Linked DNA regions of Homo sapiens: region 1 is linked to region 2. The links are chromatin loops, found by intact Hi-C in ENCODE. Cell type or tissue: breast epithelium. All regions are shown on one strand. Links, peaks and the distances in the headings refer to the core of each region. The heading gives the core; the rest is flanking DNA. Region 1 holds the start of LOC105376624 (a long non-coding RNA gene). Region 2 overlaps LOC102723568 (a long non-coding RNA gene).

What was found. Hi-C counts contacts between places; a loop is a spot of excess contacts. Peaks named below come from ENCODE experiments on the same cell type or tissue, not always from the same donor. Only the 100,000 strongest peaks of a DNase experiment are listed, where the experiment ranks them.
Region 1: a loop joins it to region 2, with 24 times the contacts of the local background. A loop is called at or near these places in 2 of 110 quality-filtered maps.

The regions. Positions count from the first base shown.
Region 1 is chr11:34,872,608-34,880,948 of GRCh38, reverse strand. It overlaps LOC102723568 (a long non-coding RNA gene), which reads right to left. Exons shown (of 7, transcript XR_007062652.1): 7 at 3,270-3,939. It overlaps LOC105376624 (a long non-coding RNA gene), which reads left to right and starts at 5,671. Exons shown (of 2, transcript XR_931185.2): 1 at 5,671-5,782. In breast epithelium, for the core only: no CTCF peak of the experiment used is centred there; no DNase peak of the experiment used is centred there.
Region 2 is chr11:34,804,769-34,813,109 of GRCh38, reverse strand. The region is part of intron 6 of LOC102723568 (a long non-coding RNA gene); the gene reads right to left. Among named protein-coding and RNA genes, the nearest start is that of APIP, 110 kb to the left of the region's middle. In breast epithelium, for the core only: no CTCF peak of the experiment used is centred there; no DNase peak of the experiment used is centred there.

The DNA.
Region 1 (8,341 bases), core at 233-8,232, 68 kb before region 2:
ATTAGTGTTTTTTAAAATCCCTTTTAATCCTCATAATAGTCTTTTGAGATAGATATTGTACCTATTTTCTTAGATGAGAAAATTGAGGCTCAGATAGGAATAATAAATATGTAGAATTTAAATAAGAGAAAACAGGTAAACTTCTTAACACAGTACCTGTCATATACTATGTATGCACTCAAAATATAAACTTCCTTTCCTAAAAACCCCTCACCTAGCTATCTTCAAAGTAATTGTCATGCAGGTAAACCATTTAAACTATACAGCAGCAGCAGCACATCTCCAGTTGTATATTTCTTTCCTGGGAGTGCAGAAAAGATTGCAAAACCTGCTTTAGAGGTAGGGGAACAGCTGGTGGAAGGCTGTATCCCCTAGTTAATATCCTTTTTTTTTAAGAATATGATCCCTCCTGTGTGACTGCTAGGAGCCAAGGTCCAAAGATGAATACAAATCCAGGCTGGGAGCTAATCCTCAGTGCCTGCCACATAGGTGTTCAGTGAATGAGGGAGGGGGAAGCAGGCATTCTTCTTCACATGCCCTTGTGATTGTTGTTCTCTCAGTTATTCCAGCTTCTTTAAATAAGAGGAAAATTTGGTTATGAATGCAGGATTAAACTGCTAAGAGATCTAGATCAAACACATTTTTTATTTCATTAAGTGCAGGACATGCCATTCACTCTCAGATTGAATAAGGGACTATCATTTGTTTCTCAAATGATTCTAGAGGCTTTTGGTCCCACCCAACTTTCTTGTGAGAGATACTTCAAAATAACATAGTTCCCTAGAGAATGTCCCAAAATCCGAAAGGTAAAGTCATAATCTTAAGGAGTGTTTCATTTTATATCTCAATTTGTTCAAATACCTCCCTTTTGAGAAAATTTTGCCATGTCTCATCAGCAGTTCTAGTCAAGATGGTCAGATGTGGAACTAATAATGTTGACATCACTATTCAAGAGGCAATTTGAATTCTCCCACCAAGTTTCTTTAAAGCAGGACTACAAGGCCCAGCACAGTGGCTCACGCCTGTAATCCCAGCACTTTGGGAGGCTGAAGTAGGCGGATCACCTGAGGTCAGGAGTTTCGAGATCAGCCTGGCCAACATGGTGAAACCCCATCTCTACTAAAAATATTTTAAAAATTAGCCAGGCATGGTGGCAGGCACCTGTAGTCCCCTCTACTTCGGAGGCTGAGGCACAAGAATCACTTGAACCAGGGAGGTGGAGAGTGCAGTGAGCTGAGATCGCACCACTGCACTCCAGCTTGGGTGACAGAGCAAGACTCTATCTCAAAAAACAAAACAAAACAAAACAGATTTTGGTTTCCATTTCACTGATCTGTAATTTATAAGCACTGAATCACCAAGTTTTGGATAATAATCACTGAAATGGGTATTCTTTTGTGGTCTTAAGTTATAAACACAAATATGCTCTTAAAGTATATTTGGCTTCTGATATGAGTATTAGGGACTTAGGGTTCTAACAAATTTTAATATGTTCTACTATTTTATTCATACTTTTAGTAAGTACCTTTTACTTTTCCTACTTCATTATTGCAATAAGGACCACATCTTTGGAGATGAAACCAGGAAAATTTATATATATATATACAGTAGAGCTTTGAAAGTTAAGTAAAAATTTCCAGTAGTCAAAATTATCATAAAAAATCCTTTAAAATAACCCATCAAATATAGTGCTGTATATGTGATTTGTGAACTTAAGATTATTTCATTTATTCAGTAGTGTTTATCCACGTCCTCAAATAATCATGTTTTGTTTCTTTTGAGGATGTTGATCAAGTCATCACCAGCCTTTTATCTTGAACAATGTGTTTTAAATCATCTGCAAATTTTTCCATTGGTTTCACAATTGTTCATTGTCAGTTTCAGGTTTAATTGCATCTATTGCTTTTAATACAAGCAAAGGAAAAGTACTATTTTCCTGGTATACAATCCCTTTAGGTTAACTTTAAAATAACTCAATACATTGTGATTGGAACCCACTAGACAGTTAGGATCTGTTCTCTTTACTCATGCATGGTTAAACTTTTCTGTTAATAAACATGTCTTTCCCATGCTCTAAACATAAAAGTGTTATATGTGTATAATCTTATGCTCATTTAGGCTTGCATTGTTTGATAAAAACTGGGTGAAAAGCAAAATACCCTAGACACCACCCCCACCAAAAAAAACTACATTAGTGTAAGGAGTAAACTTATGAAACAGTAAGTTGTGCTGTGTTGGTGTCAAATGCTCCTAGTCAAAGCCTTGATGACCATCTGTAAGCTTATCTGTTTGATATAAATGATCTAAAGGACACCCAAAGAAGGTTCCAACAGGCAAGAGAATGGAGTAGGCATCCTCAGGGTGCTGAATATTTCTGCCCATGGCTGGGTAGGAAATCTTTATCCCTCAAGGGATATTACTGTAAACCTTCGTTAGCAAGTAAATATCAATAAATGTTGAATGAATGACTCTTGGTTCTCCAGCAATATTAAATGGGATTGAGGAGTAAAAAGAAGTGTCTATGTAACCTCCTCCAAATTCCATTGTAAGAGAATTGAGCCTAAGAAGAATGAATGCCATGTTAACTTTTATGTTATGGGGCATAATTGGTTATTGTTGTTAATGGAGTAGGACTGAGAAAGTCTTAAATTCCTGTTTGGGACAGAATAGAAGGGGTGGTTAATAATGGATGGGGTGGTTAATAAATAAATCAGTAATGTATTACATCTTAAAGGAAGGAATTGGGAAGAGTAGGATTATAAAATCTTGTTGAGCTTCTCTGATATCTCTTTACTAAATGTCTTTAATTTGTGTAAGTCTTCCCAGTAGCAAACTATGAATCACTTTATACATTAACTGTGTTTAATAATTGCATGAAATATTATAGTTTAGCAAGCAGTTTCACCCTTCTAGTCATCTTGTCAGCAATCCTGATGTCAGTGTTATCACCATCCACCAAAAAACATAAGCTTCTAGTGAGACAGGGCCATGTCCTATCTATTTCCATAGCCCTGTGCCTACGTGTAGCAGACAATCAAAAAATACTTGCTTTTTGAATAAACCCTCATGTTAACAATGAGACACAGGTTCAGAAAGGTTAACTTGCTCAAGACCTGTGAGCAGGAGAGCTGGGAATTTGTCCTAGGCCTTTGGCTCTAAATTGTATGGCATTTTCTCAACCTGGATGAATGAATCCCTCTCAGCAAATGCACATCTATGCATTTTATTCATGCATTTTGAAATTACTCAAGATAATAAACATAGGGACATTTTCAGGTTGATTTATCTGTTTTTATTCCTTATATAAATTTCAGGCATATTCTCTCTAACATTTTAGTAAAACTGCATACATATTTTAACAATATGCATAGAGGTGATTAACATCACCATGTTAGAATATTAGGATGTTATCCATCACACACCGGGGCCTGTCGTGGGGTGGGGGGAGGGGGGAGGGATAGCATTAGGAGATATACCTAATGTAAATGACAAGTTAATGGGTGCAGCACACCAACATGGCACATGTGTACATCTGTAACAAACCTGCTTGTTGTGCACATGTACCCCAGAACTTAAAGTATGAAAAAAAAAATACAAAATTTAGCCAGCTGTGGTGGCATGCACCTGTAATCCCAGCTACTTGGTAAGGTTGAGGCATGAGAGTCGCTTAACATGGGTAAGGTTGAGGCATGAGAGTCGCTTAACATGGGAGGCGGAGGTTGTAGTGAGCAGCCGAGATCACACCACTGCACTCCAGCCTGGGTGACAAAGTGAGACTCTGCCTTAAAATAATAATAATAATAATTTTACCACCACTGAGATGATCTTGTGACATACTTTGTCCAACAAAGTGAGGCAGAAGTGACATTATACAGTTCTGATCCTGGGTCTTGGGAAGCCTGGGGTTTCTGCTGTGTTGCAGAACCCTGCCCAGCCATCCTAGAAAAAAAAAAAAAAAAGAACGTTAGGATGTTATCAAAGAAGCAATTATTTCTCTATCTCCCTCTACGATTTTTAGGAATGAACTTAAACCGATAAGCCTGCACATTTCTGCTCTTTCCGCTTTGTTGTAGCAGTCTTTCACAGATATGAAGACAGTGATGACCCCTGTTTAGTGTAGCTTAAAAATGTGTTGATTCTGCTTTAAATTAAAACCTCTAAAGGCTTTGCACGTAAGTGACACTTTCCAAAGGCACTTTCAAAGCCATTTATAGGATTTCAGGTATAATTCTGCTCTTTAAATCTCCTTGTTTTTAGCAATTATTGCAGTTAATTTAATTGTATGACATCTCTAGTGCTCTTATCACACAATAGAATGAATTAAGTCATTTTGATCAACATTCATCAATGTCATATCAGCAATCAATGTGTGCCATTTATAGAAACACTCTGAAAAAGACTTCCTTCCTTTATCTTCCTAAATTTCAGAACTTTATTCTGATTTTCTCCTTACCTCTTTTTATCCAGAAAGCAAAACTGAACTTCTACTTCAAGTGGCTGGCTCCCTTTGCAGCCAAGAATGACATTGTTTAAAAATCTTGCTATGTTGTGACAGCTGGCACTTTGAAGGATATTACTTTGGCCCATAGTAACTTGGTAAAAATTGTTACCATTTAGCCATTTACCATTGCTTGATTCTGACTCATCAAGCTTTCCAATCAATGTGATTTTTAAGTATAAGCCTTAACTATAAGCCTTAATCTTCAATAATTCAATGCCATTCACATATTGTTCAGGCATTTTTCCTATTTATTTAAGAAATGAATCATCTATAGTTCCAATATGAAATAAAAAAAACTCTACAATAAGCCAAATCTAAAATAATACATGTCTATTATCACTCATAATCCTTGTTAATGCTTTCACACCCTAGGACTGAGGTTTTCCTTCTAGTTTTTCTTCCCTTCAATTCCTTCTGTCCATTTATTCTTAATTTGAGAGATTTTATTTGTTGCCTTATAACCTTCTTCTTTGCCTTTTTCTTCTCTTCCTTTTTATTCTTTAAACATACATCTTTTGTTTTTTTCTTTTAATCTTCTGTCTTAAGCTTAGACTTTCTCACCTGACACCCATTTTCTCAGCATATGTTAGTGAAACGGGAGAGTTCCCTGATCCCTCACAGGACTTATGACAGAGGTGTCGCTCATGTGCTCAGCCACTACAGGCTCGAACTCCTTTCGGGAGGGCGAGCACACGGATGGGCGGGGGCAAGAGCTGGGGCGGGGCGAGTGCTTTTGGGCTCCAGCCCCAGTAGCGTTTAGGGGTGTGTTACAATTAATGCTCTTTTAGTAGTTGCCATTTGTGGACGGCTAAGTGTTAAACCAGCTCAGTAGAGAGTCAGGGTGACAGCCTTTTACACCCTGCCCTCTTGGTACCTGGATCCTTGTCCGGTGTATTAGTCTGTTTTCACACTGCTGATAAGACATACCGGAGACCAGGCAATTTACAAAAGAAAGAGGCTTATTGGACTCATAGTTCCACGTAGCTGGGCAGGCTTCACAATCATGGCAGAAGGTGAAAAGCGTATCTCACATGGCAGCAGGCAAGAGGAGAGAACTTGTGCAGGCAAACTCCCATTTTTAAAGCCATCTGATGTTGTGAGACTTACTATCATGAGAACAGCAGAGGAAAGACCCGCCCCCATGATTCAATTATCTCCCACCAGGTCCCTCCCACAACACGGAATTATGGGAGCTACAAGATGAGATTTGAGTGGGGACACAGAGCCAAACCATATCATCCAGCGTCCAGGAAGATTCAGGTCACTCAGACTTGAAGGATGGTGAGTGCAGGGATTTTATTGGGTGATAGAAGTAGCTCTCAGTGGGATGGATGGGGAGCTGGAAAGAGGATGGAATGGGAAGGTGATATTCCCCCAGAGTTTGGCTGCCCCACAGCCGATCTCCTCTCTGACTGTCCCCAGCTGAACTCCTGTTGATGTTCAGACGCTCCTTCTCTTCTCTTCTTCTATGCCATGCCACTCTGCTGCTCTGTCGTTCTGCTACTCTTCTGTTCCTCTGCTCGTGGAGCTTGGGGTTTATGTGGGCACAGAATAGGGGCATGGCAGGCCAGAGTGGTCTTAGAAAAGGCAACATTTGGGCGTGAAAACAGGGATGCCTGTTCCCATTTAGGTCCATGGGTTTCCAGGCTTGAGGGTGGGGCCTTTGCCAGGGAACTGCCCTCTTCTACCTAGTATTTCCTCGCCTCCTGCCCATATCATTAGCATTTTTAATAATTTTACATTGACCTTGAGCAGAATCACTTAACTTTCATTTTCTGATTGGCATTTTCTAAGGGTCTTGTAACTCCAAATTTCAGCAAATCTTCTTTCGTACTCAGTACTTGTTCAGTGCTCAAGTGTTGGTACGTAGGTAGAGGTAAGCTGCTGTTGGTGTCTACCCAGTTTCCCTCACTCATAGGAGCCACCTCCACTCACCCACATCCCTTGAGGCTCTGGGATGATGTCAGTCACAGTATTCTGCCTGCCCTCTTGCTGCAGCCATAACCACGTGACCCGGACCTGGCCAGTCGTGGCCAGTCATAGCACACCATTTCCCTGCCTACAGAGGGGTTCAAAGTCTTAGGTTCCTAACTCAAGGAGAGGTGCCAGGACCCAACTCCACTGCCAGATAAAGAAAGCCTGTCTGTGTTTGAAGAGAATGAAACCAACACACAAAGAAAAGTATAAAAAGCAGAGCCAAGATATAGAAATATTTCTACTACAGCATTTTAGTACTTGGATTTAGCAGTACCTTTGGATTCACCTTCAGCCTTTTGAGTCAGAAGAGATGAACAGATTTGCTTTTTTAAAAGTTATTTTGAGATGATTTATTTCATAATAGAGTCTTACACAATGTCTAATAGTATATCAAACCAAATGCTATGCAATTGCATGAAATAAAAGGCTAACTCGCATTAATCTTGATGAGACTCAAGTCTTTTATGTATATTACTTCATACAAAATTGGTAAATAAAGGAATGATATTGGTACATTGGTATAATATGGAAATTGCATGGATTCATACACAATTTTTCTCAGCACATTGTTTTAAAGCAATTAGGGCAAGATTTCTTATAATTAATGAGAAAGCTTTAAAGATATATGAAAACATTTTGGAAAAAAAGCTGAAAATCTGCAGAAGTTTATTCTTTATTGGGAAAAAAAGCCTCATTTAGTAGCTTTAGGGACCTTCAGTAATTTTCATTCAGTTAAGCTATCTGGAACAGGCATGGATAAAGACACTAAGAAGATATTTCTAGTTATATAAAACAATGGATTAGGAAGCCTACAGACTGGATACGATTTTAAAATTTGATGAAAATTGAATTTTTTAAAAGCAAATGCCTTCTAATACTTACATCTTAAAGGAGGAAGCACAAGTCTAGGAAATTATAAGGAAGCAAATGATTAACAGCCATGAAAACTAGAAGAAAGCTAACTGTGGTAACATTTTTATTAGTAATATTTTTATTGGTATTCTGGTTACATAGTTCATAAGTTTTTAGTGTCTTCCTGAACCTTGTCTACTCCATTTGCCTTATTATTTTTGGTACAGCATAGATTTTTCAGGAACACTTATATGGCGTTAGAGCAGCAGTCCCCAACCTTCTCGTCACCAGGACCAGTTTTGTAGAAGACAATTTTTCCACAGATGGGGGCAGGGGGAGTGGTTTCAGTATGAAACCGTTCCACCTCAGATCATCAAGCATTAGATTCCCATAATGAGTGCACAACCTAGATCCCTCACATGTGCAGTTCACAATAGGGTTCCCACTCCTATGAGAATCTAATGCCACCAGTGATCTGGCATGAGGCGGAGCTCAGCGGGTAATGCTCGCTTGCCTGCTGCTCACCTCCTGCTGTGTGGCCCGGTTCCTAACAGGCCACAGACCAGTACAGGTCCACGGCCTGGAGGTTGGGAACCCCTGTGTTAAAGCATTTATATTACATTTATATACACCCATACTCGTTCTGAAAAGGATTGAGAATCTCTGAAGATACAGAGAGGAAAATCAAACTGTGTTTTCATTCTCTCACTCAACAACACAGAAAACTTCTGTGACCTCTGGTTACCAAGATGGATGTCGGGGATTTTTCCCCACCAGCAACCAATTCTGCAGCAGACACCATCTGCTGGGTGTCCTCCGATCCAATTTCAACAATATCTAACTGGAAACAGCATCAGATTCCACAGGTTGAAGGTTGAGTCCCAGAAGGCTGCCCTCCACTTCCAATGCCTATTGCAAGCCCCAGATTGTGACCTATGCTTCTGACTGACCTGCTGATAAATTGGGATATCCACCATTCCCTCCTTGGGTTTAATTAGCCTGCTGCAGTGG
Region 2 (8,341 bases), core at 25-8,024:
TGAGATCCTCTAATAAATTTTTCTGTTCAGTAAATGTATTTCTCAGTTCCAAGATTTCTGTTTGATTTCTTTTTATTGTTTTAATCTCTTTGTTAAATTTATCTGATAAATTTCTGAATTGCCTTTCTGTGTTGTCTTGGAGATCACTGAGTTTCCATAAAACTGCATTTTGAATTCTTAGAGAGTTCATATATCAGCATCTAGTTAGGGTCAGCCACTGGTTCTTTGCTTTCTTCATTTGGGAGATCATGATTCCCTGTTTTTGCTGTTTCTTGTTGATGTATGTCTACATCTTGCAGTGAAAGATTATTTATTCTAGTCTTATTTGTCTTGCTTGTTTTGGTTTTTATTGGATTCACTTGTTTAGAAATTCTTTGTAATTTACCTGTTAATTTATTTCCCCCAACTAGGTTGCTGTCTCATTTTAGATACTAGATGGTTTCTTAAGCCCCACTTGTCTTGGTTCTAGTAAACAACCAGAGTGCTGCCCATCTTGAATGACGGAGGTCCCAAAGGTTATATTCCAGTAGTATGGAAAGGTAGGCTAGGAGCTCATGCCCAGTGGTCCTGTGGAACAAATCTCCTACAGTATGGTGCTGCTGAACAACCATTCTGATTTGGTGTTTCCTTTGGCTGAGTTACAGAGCAGTGTTTCTAAGCCTGGGAATCATAGTCCCTCTCCTTTTCCTTTGGCTATTCCAAGGCTAATTTTTCCTTCAGGTACTTGCAATGCTTCCTATGGGTTGAGGCAGGGGCAAGTCCACGGCCAACAAACCCAAGATAGTGGAGAAGCTGGCTGTTCACCTCAATCTCAATTTTTTCTAGTGTAGAAACCATAAATCTAGGAAAAATTTCCTGCATGCTTGGTGCTGAGCAGATTGAGAAAACGGGCATCATGGACATGGAAGTCTGATTTTCTTACCATCTGCTTGGATTTTTTTTTCAATCTTCTGTGGCTGCAGGAACTGTCTCATTCTTACATTTAAGTTCTGGTATATTGCTGGTGATAATCTTTGAACTCTATATTTGTTTTAGGTTTTCTTTGGGGAGTTGGGGAGGAGTGAAGCCGGCTTGCTTTTATGCCATCATTTTGGAACCAGAGTCCAAGGAAACTTTTTGAGGTGATATGTATGTTATATATTTTGATTATAGCAGTGGCTACATGACCAATATATTTTTCAAAACTTACGAAAATGTATTCTTTAAAAGGGTGAACTTTATTGCATGCTAATTATACTGCAATATACCTGAGCAAATGAAAAATAAAACAGTAGGAAAGGAATTGTAGTCATCAAAAAGAGACAACTCTCTCAAGGAGTTTCCTGAAAATGAGCGCCATGAAATGAGACATTTGCTGGTGGGGGAAGTCAAGTCAGAGTTCACTTACTTCAGTAAAGGTTTTAAAATTTGTTTTGTAATTATTATTATTTTTTTGATGATGGAAGCATGAGCAGTGAATTCATTGGTTGATGGAAATTATACAAAAAGGAGAGAAGAGAATTGCTGGAAAGATGTCCTTGAATTGGTGAGAAAGAATGGGATCTAGAGTGAAGGTACTGGCTTCGTTATCAAGCATGAACAATTTTCCAATTGTAACAGGAGGGAGGGCATAACATGAGGTTCTAGGTGCTAGCGGTTGACAGATGTTGTGGGAATCTAGAAGTTCTCTTCTTATTGCTTTCATTTTCCCTGTGAAGTAGAAAGCAAGGTCAACAGCTAAGAGAGGCTTTCTTCTTTTAAATGACTAGTCGCTAACTTGAACCTGACACTTCTCTCTGCCTCTCTAGACTATAAGCAAGAATGGAACATTTCTTGCATGATTGTATCACCAATGAATGCTTCAAGTGCAATCAATAGACTAGGTAATTGGGCCACACAATGTTAAGCAATTCCATTTCTTGTTGTCAATTTTTTTTTTCTTCTTCTTCTTCTTCTTTTTTTTTTTTTTTCCTTTTTTGATGGAGTCTCGCTGTCACCCAGGCTGGAGTGCAGTGGCACAATCTTGGCTTACTGCAACTTCCACCTCCCAGGTTCAAGTAATTCTCCTGCCTCAGCCTCTCGAGTAGCTGGGACTACAGGTGCACACCACCATGCTTGGCTAATTTATTTATTTATATTTTAGTAGAGACGGGGTTTCACCATGTTGCCCAGGCTAGTCTCAAACTCCTGAGCTCAGGCAATCCATCTGCCTTGGCCCCCCAAAGTGCTGGGATTACAGGCGTGAGCCACTGTTGTCAATTTTTGAAAAGCTAAACTGACCAGCAACTTTGAGGCCAGGTATTCTTAGCTAAATATCTGTAGTTTTTTTTTTTCCTGCAGCTTTTGTCTTCCTTGTTTGTCCTTTATTTGAGTGTCTATTTTCTCTACTAAAAAGGTGTGAACTGTCAATGTGGGCTAAGCCCAAGAGGTCTCTGACTTTTGAATCTGTCCTGCCTCTTATCTCCAGATGGCTGTTATTATATTAATGGCCTTCTCAATCCCTAAGATAAACTTGATTTTTCACCCCCATAACTTACTTTTCTTTGTGTTTTGTATCCCCATCTCAGTAAATGCTATAATCCTGTACTCAGTTGCTCAAGCCCATAAGTTTGGAGTTATTTAATTTCCTCCCTTTATCACCATTCCCCATTTCCTCCATAGTCAGGCTATCAGGAGGTGCTCTTTGTTCTTTTTTCAAGATGTCTCCAGGAATCAGTGAACTGTTCTCTTCATCTCTACTTCCCATAACTTAAGCCAGACCGCTACCATCATCTTTCCACCTGCGCTGTTAAAATCATCTGTAATAGGCTTTCTGCCTAAGCTCCCTGCTCTCATAGAATCTATTCTCCACTTTGACACACAGAGTTCTGTCTGACCTGAATCTTAATTACTTCTCAAACCTCCTATCTTGCTGTCTCTCCTTGCTTATTCCTGCCTAACTGCACTGATCTGTAATTTATTTAAACCCACCATATTTTTTCTAGCTCAAAGTAGTATTTTCTCTGTCCTTTGACCTGAAATGTTCTTCCCTATGCTTCTAAAATGACTGGCCTCTTCTCATTTTCAAGGTCTCTGCATAGTTGTCACCTCCTCAGAAAGGCCTTCTCTGACTACTTTATCCAAAGTAGGTTTTCCCAGCCCAACTTCATCATCCCTATAACACTCTAACGTAGTTGTTTTGCTCCTGTCCCCAACAACCTTTTTTAGTCTTTTTCTTCACTGCACTGAGAAGCTGAATATGCAAACAGACAATGACTAAACCATATATAAAAGTAGAATTCTGACTCAGAACCTGCAGCAACCTGCCCAGGAAACCAGCCTCCTTATCTGCAATAAACAGTTCAGGAAGCCAGCCTGTTATAAGTCAGACTTGCAGGAAGCCAGATTGCTATCTTTAATGACAATTCAGGAAGCTAAAAAAATAACTCATGTAAAAATTGGCCCAAAATGGCCAAGACTTGATTAAAAACTGAAAGCTTCCCTAAGTTTTATTCCTACTTCCAACTTACCACCCACCAGAGAAAACCAAATATGCTCCCCTATCCAATAACACAGGAAACCCATTTCTAGTTATCCTGCCTACAGCTTCCCATGCCAATAGCCTCCAATCAGGGCACACCTGAAGCCTTCCATTTTTTCCACTACAAGGCTTTCCCATTCCCACTCCTCTACTTGCCTTTGCATTTCTGCAAAAATACAAGTGACAGTGGCTGATCCTCTTGTTCAGAATAAATTATTTCTCAAGCTCAGAATAAATAGCCTTTGCTTTTCTCATTTGGTTGGTATTAGTTTATTTCCACAAGAATAGACCATGCCTTGCTTATGATTGCATCATCAAGGCAACAATGCATGGGACCGTAATATTCACTCAATAAATGCTTGTTGAATGAATGAGTGAATGGAAGTCAAAAATCATTATTAGTTGGATAGTCAATCCCTTCCCAGCCTAGCTTCAAATGTATTCCTCACTACATCCACTCTTACGTTCTCCAAGCACACTTTTCTTGATCAAATGCTCATGGTTTATTGCCTGTTCTCATGGTGTATTCTTTTCTATAATACAACTGAAGCCCTTTCTTCTCTATGAAACCTTATTGATCACCCTAACCTTCACTGACTTTTCCTTCCGAATTTATACAGCACATGCCACCTCATTTGGTATTTAATTTCTTTCAGTTCATAGGGTGTCTTTTCTCCTGGGATTGATGGTTATACTTTTGTACCATTTGTTGTGGTACAATGATAAGAATAATGATAGTTACAATAGTTTTATAACAACCCTGTGAGATATACACTATTACTATTCTCGTTTTGTAGATGAGGAAATTATAAAACTGAGGCACAGAGAAACCAATTCTCTTGCTTAAAGTAATGAATTAGTAGGAAGTAGAACTGAGGTTTGAATTCAGTTCTGCCCGACTTCTTTACTATATATACTCAAAACTGTATATTGTATAAACTACCTTCTATATGCTGCGCCCATATTAGGTCCTCAATAAATGTTCCTGAAATTAATGAAATAACCCAGTTCAAAAGTTGCATAAACAAAAGAGAGATGGAAGCAGAACTCCGTAGGTTAGTTTCAAAGGGTTAAAAGGAGCAAGGGACATGGGGACTACAGTACTTAAATTACTGACCCCCACATTCTAAGTTCTAACCTTTGTCTCCTATTGCGACCCTAGGACAATTCATTTTGTCTCCAAGGCTTCATCCACCTCATGTCATATTGTTACTTTGACCTGTCTTGAGTCTGGTTCTCTAGATGGGTCCAAAAAATGGCTGAAGGATGTTTAGTGACAAAACTCAGCAGTTCTTTTCCTGGTGATATACGTCACCAATATACATCGATTCAGCCACGCTTTTTGAGCTGTGGTGCTCAGTGCTAATGAGGATGCCAGCACCAACCAAAGAACATGTCCTCTAGCAGTTTGTAATAAAGAACCATGAAATTCAGTGAAGACATAGACTTTCCCTCCCTCTTCTGTATCACAGTTAGGGTTAATTGCTAATTCATGTGGTATAGATTCCCACATAATTTTGAGTACACATTAGGTCGAATGGTTGGAAAAATCCTTTTGACCAGCTAAACATGAGATGTTCTAATGCCATTGTAACTACAAAATTGTCATGAACCTGTCTCAGAAAATACTTGAAAGCACTTGGAAAAGGGGTTGTTGGATTAAGCAAATATGAATGTAGTCTGTGTTTGGGAACATCTTTGAAGAGATCTAGGTGACATCAAGTCTGTTCTGGAAGCATGGAAGATTGTGATGTGTGGTGATTATAATCCTATTAGCTGCTGCAGTGAAATCCATGAGATTACCATCAGCACATCCAATTCATTAAGTTTTGTCTCTACCAAATGAGGAATAACCCACTTGAAGTTCAAATTTACAAATTGTTAACTTCGTCATCACAAACAGGTTGACACGAGTTTAGAGTTTGGGGGAATAGAGTTGCTGTTTTATTTGGCATGAGATTAAGAGAGTTGAGGAGAGATTTGTTGCTGTCTTTGGCAGAAATTAAGAGACAATGTTTTTACCATAGTTTGATGACAACATATTGAATTATCTCCCATGCTTTAGGGTCTCATCTGAGGAAAATTTTAATGGTTCTCAGTGTTTTTAGTTTGACTCTTGCTGAGACTAATACTCATATAACTACCCATTGGTCAAACTGGGAAAAGAGGTGAAGGCAGCAGTGTATGTTTGTGGGGTTGGGGGTGGTGGGGTGGGTTGGATGTGGATGGTGACTTTAGGTTTATTGACTTCTCCTTTCAGTCATACCCCTTGTCTTTGGCAGCACTGTGGTCACATGCCAAGTCAAGTTTGGCAATTTTTATTTCATTCTTTTGATGGGCTGGGAATAGAAAAAGTCATTTCCTATTGGTTTGTCTCTGAAAACCTGAACAGTCCTGGTAAAAGCTTGGTACGCTTCTTGGAATCCTGGGTGTCAATACTTACTAAATGCCTTTGCCCTTCCCCTGCGGTTACTGATTAGATTTGGTGGAGTGGAAGGAAGTGAGGAAGTGGAATTTGATGGTAATAGCCTTTGCTGCCTGGCTAGTCTCACACCTCTCAATCACGTGAAAGTGCACGTCTTCTTTGGGACCAACTGGTGTGTTGGGTTGCCTATGTTTAAAAAAAAAAGTCTTCACCTTTCTACTTGTCTGGACTCAAAGGTAATCCTAGAACGCATTAAGATGAGGAAAATAAATATAGCCTTTATTGTAACCCAGTGTAGGACAAAAAAATCTGCTTGCTTACCAAACAATAAGTGTATGTGTAGTTTTCTTAGCTTGCATATTCTCCATATTTCTCTGTTAATATTTAATATCTGCGAGAGTAAAGCACCCTAGTCCATCAGTAACATACAAAGTCAAACCCCATGGGTGGGAATCTCTGGGAGACTAGGACATTTTTAGAAATCAAATACAGGAGTCACAGAATAGTAGTCTTGAAAGAAAAAACTGATGGCTAATAGATTCTAATGGAAAAAGGCCAAACTGAAGCTAGTGCTGATGAATAGTGCTGTCAAGGTCACATGACTTTTCAAGGCAAACCGAGAATTCAGTGAGACTCCCAGAGCTTCTGGTTTGATGTTTGAATGACCACATGTAGATTTGGAGAAAATACACATATCTTTTATGTAAAATCTGATGTTTTTCAACATTTCCAGGTTGACTGGAATCTTGCCCTGCTCTCCTGACTTGTATGTGAATGTATGTATATGAATCAGGGCACTCAGGTGAACCACTTTAATCTGGAAATGTTAAAAAAATCTTTCGTAGAAGTAGAGAAAAATTAAATGATCCAAGCCTCCACTGCAAGTTTCAATGTGTCATGATTTTCTGTGTTTTCGCTTGTTGAAAATGTTCTATCTCCAAAGAGCCTTCTCTTGGTTAGAGACCTAGTCAGGGCCACTTGGATCAATTAGCTGTAAAGGAAGAGCTCACGTGGTCAGTGCCTTGAGGCTGAGATATGATACCAGTGAAACCTCTCTCAGGATGCAGCTGAAGAGATTATACATATGGACAAATGCTATACGGGAAATGGCTGTTATCTTTTAGCCTACTAATATACTATTACAACGCTAGGACAGGGAGCAGATCTTCAATCACAGAGTCCCCAGCAGCTAGCAGAGTAGGTCCTCAGTAAGCACTAGCTGTGGGAATGAATAAACCACTGACTTCACTACATTCTTTACATATAGTAGCCAAGCAAAGGGCAACAGAGTTAAGGGGAAAGAACAAATTTAAAGAAAGATCATCTCTTTTGACCCAGAATAGTGATAAGCTGAAAAGTGTTCTTTAAGAATATCACTAGTTCTGCCTCCTTGTTTAGAGATTCAAGTGGGCTTCTCTTTAAACTAGTTCTTCAGACTTAATTGATGATCCCCTCTGAGCCTTGTTGTCTTCATTTGAAAATGTAATTGATACAATATTTCCCTCATGAGGATTAAGTGAGGGAACGTAGGTGAAGCACCAGAAATGTCTCAGGTTTGTGGAAAACCCTAACTAAACATTATGATATAAACTTTCTGTCCCGACACCCTTTTCTGTAAAATGTAAGTAAAGCACTTAGCATTGTGTCTGGAATATATTACATGCTGATTTATTATAATCAATTATAATCAATGCATATTACCCAATAAATGATGATGGATATGGCTTTTTATTTGTGTTTACATGGTTGAATAGATTCTTTGTTTATTTCTATTTTTAATTGTGACCGTAATGGCATACAGCAAAAGCAGTGCTTATAGGCAAGTTTATGGTGTTAAATGCCTACATCAAAAAGATAAAAAGATCTCAAATTAACAACCTAATGTCATGCCTCAAGGAATCAGATGAACAAGAACAAATCAAACCCCAAACTAGCAGAAGAAAAGAAAGGACAAAGATCAGAGCAGAATTCAATGAATTGAGACAAAAAAAAGACACAAAGGATCAATGAAATGAAAAGTTGATTATTTGAAAGGATAAAAAAATTGATAGACCACTAGCAAGATTAACCAAGGAAAAAAGAAAGAAGCTATTAACAAGCACAACCAGAAATGATTAAGGTAACATTACAACTAATACTACAGAAATTCAAAAGATCATCAGTGATTACTCTGAGCATTTCTATGCACACAAACTATAAAAACCTATAGGAAGTGATAAATTCCTAGAAACATACAATGACCCAAGATTGAGCCAGGAATAAATAGAAATGCTGAACAGATCAATAATGAGTAGTCAAACTGAATCAGTAATTTAAAATCTCCTGACAACAACAACAACAAGCCCAGGACCAGACAGATTCATAGCCAAATTTTACTAGACATATAAAAAGAGCTGGCAGCAATCTTACTAAAATTG